2 separate regions of the Homo sapiens genome follow, and region 2 is linked to region 1. Evidence: read pairs that join two places in POLR2A ChIA-PET (ENCODE). Cell type or tissue: CD4-positive, alpha-beta T cell. All regions are shown on one strand.

Evidence for each region. ChIA-PET counts read pairs that join two places held together with the same protein. Peaks named below come from ENCODE experiments on the same cell type or tissue, not always from the same donor. Only the 100,000 strongest peaks of a DNase experiment are listed, where the experiment ranks them.
Region 2: POLR2A ChIA-PET joins it to region 1 with 6 read pairs; 2 of 35 experiments call an interaction of 5 or more read pairs at or near these places.

What each region holds. Positions count from the first base shown.
Region 1 is chr17:74,415,137-74,419,136 of GRCh38, reverse strand. It overlaps the pseudogene RNA5SP448. Among named protein-coding and RNA genes, the nearest start is that of GPRC5C, 15 kb to the left of the region's middle. In CD4-positive, alpha-beta T cell, no CTCF peak of the experiment used is centred here; a DNase peak (open chromatin) is centred at 1,696; H3K27me3 peaks cover 231 bases.
Region 2 is chr17:74,629,587-74,633,586 of GRCh38, reverse strand. No RefSeq gene overlaps it. Among named protein-coding and RNA genes, the nearest start is that of CD300E, 7.8 kb to the right of the region's middle. RefSeq lists enhancers at 903-1,403, 1,404-1,904. In CD4-positive, alpha-beta T cell, no CTCF peak of the experiment used is centred here; DNase peaks (open chromatin) are centred at 756 and 1,626; H3K27me3 peaks cover 396 bases.

The DNA.
Region 1 (4,000 bases):
GGTCTCGATCTCCTGACCTCGTGATCCGCCCGCCTCGGCCTCCCAAAGTGCTGGGATTACAGGCGTGAGCCACCGCGCCCGGCCTGAGTATGGAATCCTTGGTGGGGAGGCTTGCTGTGAGAAGCCTTGGTTAGCTGCACACAAAGCGAAGCCCTAGGGAGGGAGGGGCAGAGAGCACAGAGAAAATGAGCCAACCCCAAAGGCAAGATCTTATCAAGATATTTTGGGAGCTGACTCTTTGCACGTTGTCTCTTCCGGGACATCAAAGGCAATTATCATGGAATGATTATCTGCTGTTGTCTGGTCTTGCCCCATCACTCCTAACTTCCTCTTTCTAGAAAATGGTAAGGCTCCGGAGAAAAAGTAAATCAGCCGAAAGGATCGGAGCTCCTCGTTATGGGGTATTTTAGGTCCTGATGGCAATTTCAGAGAAACCACACTCAGTAACCTTCCTTGATGTTTTCCGTTAAGGAAAACCTAGCCATGAGGAGTCTTTAGAAAGCTACAAGCACACCTGGAGGTTCTTTGCATCCAATTTTCATAGAGAATATTGCCCATTCAAAGGTGAATTGCACAGGCCACTAGCTTGTCTTGTTTCTGCTCTTTTTTCTTTGCATCACTCTGGCCATTCACTGCTTTTTGTTCTCAGATGTGGGGCAGAAGCCACAGACTTAGAAGAAAGAAGGGAGTAGACCTTCCAGGGGAACTGTGGCTCCCGGGCCTCCGCTTGTCATAAGTCATTTTGGGGTTTTTGGTTTTTGAGATGAAGTCTCGCTCTGTCGCCCAGGCTGGAGTGCAGTGGTGGGATCTCAGTTCACTACAACCTCCGCCTCCCAGGTTCAAGTGATTCTCCTGCCTCAGCCTCCCAAGTAGCTAGAATTCCAGGTGCCCGCCACCACGGGCAGCTAATTTTGATATTTTTAGTAGAGATGGGGTTTCGCCATGCTAGCCAGGCTGGTCTCGAACTCCTGACCTCAGGTGATCCACCCACATCGGCCTCCCAAAGTGCTGGGATTACAGGCATGAGCACCCACGCCTGGCCTGTCCTAGGTCATTTTGGTCGGCTTAAACTAAAGCAGCCTGTGCAGCAGGGATTTATTCCCAGCAGCCCTTTTGCCCTAATGTCATATTGCCTTTCAAAACAGTTGTCCTGCTCTCCTGGCCATTTCCTAACCAGGGCTACAAGCAGCAGCTCGGTGCCTTCCCTGTCCTTGGAGCTGCTCTGGCAATGAAATGTGATCCAGAAAAGCCCCTCTCAGACGCTATGCAGTCTGCTGTCTGCCTGCCCTAGCGCACCTTCCTAACACCCCTCCTGCAGGGACCAAGGGCTCTCTCTTCTCAGGGTCAGGCACAGAGCCACAGTCTGACCCAACTGGCTGCCCTCCCCACCCCAGCACAGGTGCATAGCCAGCTGTTGACAGTGCATGGCTGCGTCTACAGCCATACCACCCTGAACGCACCCGATCTCGTCTCATCTAGGAAGCTAAGCAGGGTTGGGCCTGATTAGTACTTGGATGGGAGACAGTGCACGGCTGCTGAAACAGCCTGCCACACAGGAGGGAATAACAGAAGTTACAGTCACACAGAGCATCGGATTTCACTGGCCATTCTAGTTCCAGGTTTCAGTTGAACCATGAGCACTGTGCAGGGAGCCAGGAGACCCAGGTTCAGGACTCAGCCTGACCAATGAGTCACGGGCTGTGTTGCCCTGGAGTTGTCTTTTCGCCTCTTTTGAGCTTCTTAGTCACCCATGCAAATTATAATGACTCACATTTACTATGCCACAGGGACCATTAGAAGTTAAATATTAACTCCTTTGGTCCTCCCAGCAGTCTTTTTGTTGTTGTTTTTTTGAGATAGAGTCTCACTGTGTTGCCCAGGCTGGAGTGCAGCGGCTCACTCAACCTCTGTCTCCTGGGTTCAAGTGATTCTCTTGCCTTAGCCTCCCAAGTAGCTGGACTACAGGTGTGAGCCACCAGGCCTGGCTAATTTTTGTATTTTTATTAGAGACAGGGTTTCGCCATGTTGGCCAAGCTGATCTCCAACTCCCTGCCTCAAGCGATCCACCCACCTCGGCCTCCCAAAGTGCCGGAATTACAGGGATAAGCTGCCATACCCAGCCTTCCGGCACTTTTATAAGACAGATACAGTTATCCTTTCACAAGAGGAGACTCAGAGAAGGCTGAAGCAACTTACTCAAGGTCAATAGCTAGTAAGTGATGTTGATTTTTCTTTTGTAGAAATGGGATTTCACTGTATTGCCCAGCCTGCTCTTGAACTCCTGGCTTCCAGTGATCCTCCTGCCTCAGCAACCCAAAGTGCTGGGATTACTGGTGTCTGCCATGCCCAGCCAATATTTGAGACAGGGTTTTGCTCTGTCACCCAGGCTGGAGCTCAGTGGTGCAAACATGGCTCACTGCAGCCTCGACCTCCTGGGCTCAGGAGATCCTCCTGAGTAGCTGGAACCACAGGCACGCCATGCCTGGCTAAATTTTTTATTTTTAATTTTTTTTATAGAGATAGGTTCTTGCCATGTTGCCCAGGCTGGTCTTGAACTCCTGGCCTTCAGCGATCCTCCTGCCTCTCAGTCTCCCAAAGTGCTGAGATTACAGACATGAGCCACTGTATCCAGCCAATAGTTGACTTTGTTTTTTTTTTGAGACAGAGTTTTGCTCTTGTTGCCCAAGCTGTAGTGCAATGGGGCGATCTCAGCTCACTGCAACCTCCTCCTCCCGGGTTCAAGCAGTTCTCCTGCCTCAGCCTCCCGAGGAGCTGGGACTACAGGCGCGTGCCACCACACCTGGCTAATTTTTTGTATTTTTAGTAGAGATGGGGTTTCACCATGTTAGCCAGGCTGGTCTCAGGTCAACTCCTGACCTCAGGTGATCCACCTGCCTTGGCCTCTGATTACAGGCGTGAGCCACCGCGCCTGGCCAATAGTTGACTTTTAACCACTATGCATGCTGTCTCTGATGGGATAGGATAAAGGTATTAGCTATCTACCACAAAGTGTAGTGGTGTAAAGCAATAAACATGTAGGATAACATGCAATTTCTGTGGATCAAGAATGAGGGAGTGGCTTAAGTGAGGGTTCTGGATGAAGGTGTCATGAAGTTGTAGTCAAGATGTCAACTTGCTAGGTGCGGTGGCTCACACCTGTCAGCAGCTCAGGAGCTCAAGACTAGCCTGGGCAACATGGTGAGACCCTGCCTCTGCTAAAAATAGGAAAATTAGCCAGGCATGATGTGCCTGTGGTTCCAGCTACTTGGGAGAGTCACCTGAACCTAGGAGGTCAAGGCTGCAGTGAGCCATGTTTGTACCACCGCACTCCAGCCTGGGCGACAGAGCAAGACTCCGCCTCAAAAAAATAAATAAAAAGGAAACACAGAAGTCAACTATTGGCCGGGCATGGTGGCTCACCCCAGTAATCAAAGTGTCAGCAAAGCCATGTTCCCTCTGAAGTCTCTCGGGAAGAATCCTTCCTTGTCCCTTCCAGCTTGTGGTGGCCGCAGGCAATTGTTGGCACTTCTTGGCTTGCAGTAGCATCACCCCAGTCTCTTTTTTGTTGTTGTTGCTGTTGTTTTTTTTGTTTTGTTTTGTTTTGTTTTTTTGAGATGGAGTCTCACTCTGTCGCCCAGGCTGGAGTGCAGTGGCGCCATCTCAGCTCACTGCAAGCTCCGCCTCCCGGGTTCACGCCATTCTCCTGCCTCAGCCTCCCGAGGAGCTGGGACTACAGGCGCTCGCCACCATGCCCAGCTAATTTTTTGTATTTTTAGTAGAGACGGGGTTTCACCGTGTTAGCCAGGATGGTCTTCATCTCCTGACCTCATGATCTGCCCGCCTCAGCCTCCCAAAGTGCTGGGATTATAGGCGTGAGCCACCGTGCCCGGCCTGCTGTTGTTGTTTTTTTGGAAACAGAGTCTTGCCCTGTTGCTCAGGCTGGAGTGCAGTGGTGTAATCATAGCTCACTGCAGCCTCAGGCTCCTGCCTCAAGTGATCC
Region 2 (4,000 bases), 210 kb before region 1:
TAGGCTCTGGTCACGAAAGAACGCTCACAAGCCAAGCGTGGCCTTTTTGGAGAGAAATCTGTCAGGCTAAGTGTGTGTTTACCTTGGGACTCAGCAATCCTGCTGAGGCAGGCAGAGCCCAGAAAAACTCTCATGCAGGCCCTCAGAGGCCAGGCTAGAGCATGCTCAGTGCTGTGCTGTCTGGGGAGCAGGGAGCTGGGGGCAGCCCAGGTGTGCAACATGGGGGAGGGGCCGACAAGTAAACCCGGCACCTCCTGTAGTATACAAGCTCCAGTTCTAGTCAACAAACTCTACGGCCCCATGGTAACGTGGATGGGGCTTAAAAACCCAGTGCTGAGGCCTGGCATAATGGCTTACACCTGTAATCCCAGCACTTTGGGAAGCTGAGGCGGATGGATCACCTGAGGTCAGAAGTTTGAGACCAGCCTGACTAATATGGTGAAACCTAGTCTCTACTAAAAATACAAAAATTGACTGGGCATGGTGGTGTGCACCTGTAGTCCCAGCTACTTGGGAGGCTGAGACAGCAGAATTGCTTGAATCTGGGAGGCAGAGGCTGCAGTGAGCTGAGATCGCACCATTTCACTCCAGCCTGGGCCACAGGACGAGATAACGTCAAAAAAAAAAAAAAAAAAAAAAAAATCCAGTGCTGAGTGAAAAAGCTAAAACCAGAATGAGATCGATGGCATAAAGCTGGTTACATAAATTCTTTTTGCCCAGGCTGAAACGCAGTGGTGCAATCATGGCTCACTCCATCCTCAAACTCCTGGGCCTGAGCAATCCTTCTGCCTCAGCCTCCTGAGTAGCTGGGAACATGGGCGTGTGCCACTATGCGTGGCTAATTTTTAAATTTTTTTTGTAGAGATCGGGTCTCACTATGTTGCCCAGGCTGGTCTTGAACTCCTGGAATCAAGGGATCCTCCCTCCTCAGCCTCTGTGAGCCACTGCGCCCAGCCAGTTATGTAAACTTAAACACACTCCTACGAAGCCAGCATGTATACCTGACAATCACACAAGTGTACGGATGCCGGGGATTGGAAATGGGAAATGAGATAGAAAGGACTAAACAGAGAAATGATATGAGACAGGACTTTGCTTGGGCACATTAACTCAACCCACCGCACCTGTGGTGCCCTACACAAAGCAACAGTGAAGGCAGATTCACCCGGAAAAGAATGCTGGGAGAGGGGCGTAAGACAGAATGATGCAACCCAGGTACTGTGCCGCACAGAGGCAGCAGCTCGACTCTGCCAGAGCTGGCTTTGCAGGGAAGCTTTATCGGCATTTTGAAGGATGTGTAGGGGCTCCAGGTATCAAGGAAGGCAGGTGGGAGGCTGGAAGGGCTTTGACAAACACCATATATGCAGGCGTGCTGGCTCGAGGGAGCAGCTGCTATTTGGGAAATTAGAAATACTGTGCTTTGGAATGGCTGGAGCAAAAGTGTGAGCCGGGAGGATGGAAGGAGGCTGGGTCCTGCAGGGCTGTGTGAATCATGCTGGGGTCTGGATTTGATCACAGCTAAGAGGAGACAGTGAAGATTTTACAGCAGGAAGCCACTGAATCACATTTCAAAGCTTCCTCATTTTCTTTCAGCCATACCACCAACTTCTGCAATCTCCCCACACGAGTGCCTGGATTTCAGAATCTCTCTCAGTTTCTGTTTTTCTGGCAGTTGCTTCTTAAAGCTTGCTTGTGTTTTTTCAAGCGCTACGCTGGACCTGGGAAAATTCTCTCCTTGGTCATCGCATTCTCAAAGATTTCACTCACATTATTCTTCATCTCTAATGTTTTAGTCAAATCCCACCTATTTCTCTCATTTTTCAAAATGCAACTTTTCATCTGGTAATTTCAGTTTGTAGAACTTTATCTTGATTGTCTCTCAAGAGGGTTTTTTATTTTTATTTTATTTTATTTTATTTTATTTTATTTTATTTTATTTTATTTTATTTTATTTTATTTTTTGGCAGAGTCTCGCTGTGTCTTCCAGGCTGGAGTGCAGTGGCACGATCTCAGCTCACTAAAACCTCCATTTCCTGGATTCCAGTGATTCTCCTGCCTCAGCCTCCCAAGTAGCTGGGATGACAGGTGTGTGCCACCACACCAGGCTGATATTTTTAGTAGAGATAGGGTTTTGCCATGTTGGCCAGGCTGGTCTCGAACTCCTGGTCCCAAGCAGTCCACCCACTTTGGCCTCCCAAAGTGCTGGGATTATAGGTTTGAGCCACTGCGCCCGGCCCAATAGTTAGATAGTTTCTTTTTGTTGGATAATTACGGTCTCTTAAATTTTTTACTACTATGTGTTCACATTTTCATTTTTTTTTTCTTAGAATAGAATATGAAAAGTGGAATTACTGGGCGAAGAGAAAGCCCATTTTTAGAGTTCTTGTCACTTACTGCTAAATTGCTTTGCAGAATTAGAGCACTACATCACCTATAGACAGCATACGGATTCCACCACTCTGTTGCCTGCCTTTACTGAGCATTACCTTAGAAAACCTCTTGGCTAATCTGGAAAAATTTATAATTTTGTTGTTTTAGTATATCCATGTGGTTGATTTTCAGTGAGATTAAGTGCTTTTTCTTCTGAATGTCAGCCATCTGTATTTCTTCTTTTGAGAATTGTAGGTTGATGGTGTTTGCCAATTTTTCTTTTAGTTTGAATATTTTTCATTTTGATCTGTGTAAGCTCTTGATGTTTTTGGTAATTTTGTTTCAGTTTTTTCAGTGTTGTTGTCTTTTTTTTCCACACCCGAGTAATTTTAGTTTGTTGTAATTAACTCCATCTTTGTGCTTGGATTTCAAGTTCTGTGAGCACACAATGATGTCCTGGAGATATCTGCCCATCAACCAGGACAGGTTTTCCAGAAGATCTGCCTACTCACCTCTCAGCATACTGGAGGACTTTGATTAAACAAACGCTCCCCTTTGTCCCCAGCCCTCTCCAGCTGTTGTTTCCTCTCTCTCCACTTTCCTTCTCAGAGCCTCTTATAAAACAGTGTCTGTACTTTCTTTTTTCTTCTTTTCTTTTTTCTTTCTTTCTTTCTTTTTTTTTTTCTAATACACGGTTTCGCTCTCTAACCTGGACTGGAGTAAAGTGGCGTGATCTTGGCTCACTGCAAACCTCCACCTCCCAGGCTCGCGTGATTCTCCTCCTCAGTCTCCTGAGTAGTTGAGATTACAGGCACACGCCACTACCGCCCAGGGAATTTTTGTATTTTTAGTAGAGACGGGGTTTCGCCATGTTGGCCAGGTTGGTCTCGAACTCCTGACCTCAAGTGATCCACCCGACTTGGCCTCCCAAAGTGCTGGGATTCCAGGCATGAGCCACCGCGCCCGGCCACCATCTGCATTTTCTGACTCTGTTTCCTCATCTGTCATTTACTCTGTAGTCAAGCCCACCTGTCTTCTCTGCTCACCACTCTACAGACATGCCCTTGACGAGGGAACCAACAACCTTACTGTCAGTCAAATCCAAATGCATCTTCTCTTTCTGCATCTTACTTGACCTCAGCAGCCCTTGACTCGGCTGAGCACTTCTTCCTCCCTTCTTTCTCCTTTCTTTGCTTTCAGACTATCTCAGTCAGCTCAGGCTGCTATAACAAAGATACCACAGATTGGGTGGCTCACACAAAAGAAATTCATTTCTCCCAGTTCTGGTGGCTGGAAGTTCAAGATCAAGATGCTGGCTGAATCAGTTCCTGGTAAGGGCTGTCTTCCTGGCTTATAGATGGCTGCCTTCTTTCTTTATCTACACATGGCAGAGAAAGGGAGAGAGAAAGCAAGCTCTCCTGTATCTCTTCTATGATTCTATGATTTTTTTTAATTAAAAAAAAATTTAAGAGACAGGCTTCACTATGCTGCCTAGGCTGAAGTGTGGTGATTATTAACAGGCACTATCATAGCACACTGCAGCCTCAAACGCCTGGCCTCTAGTGATCCTCCCCGCTCAGTCTCCTGAGTAGCTGAGACTACAGGCTTGCACCACTGCACCTGGCTTGTG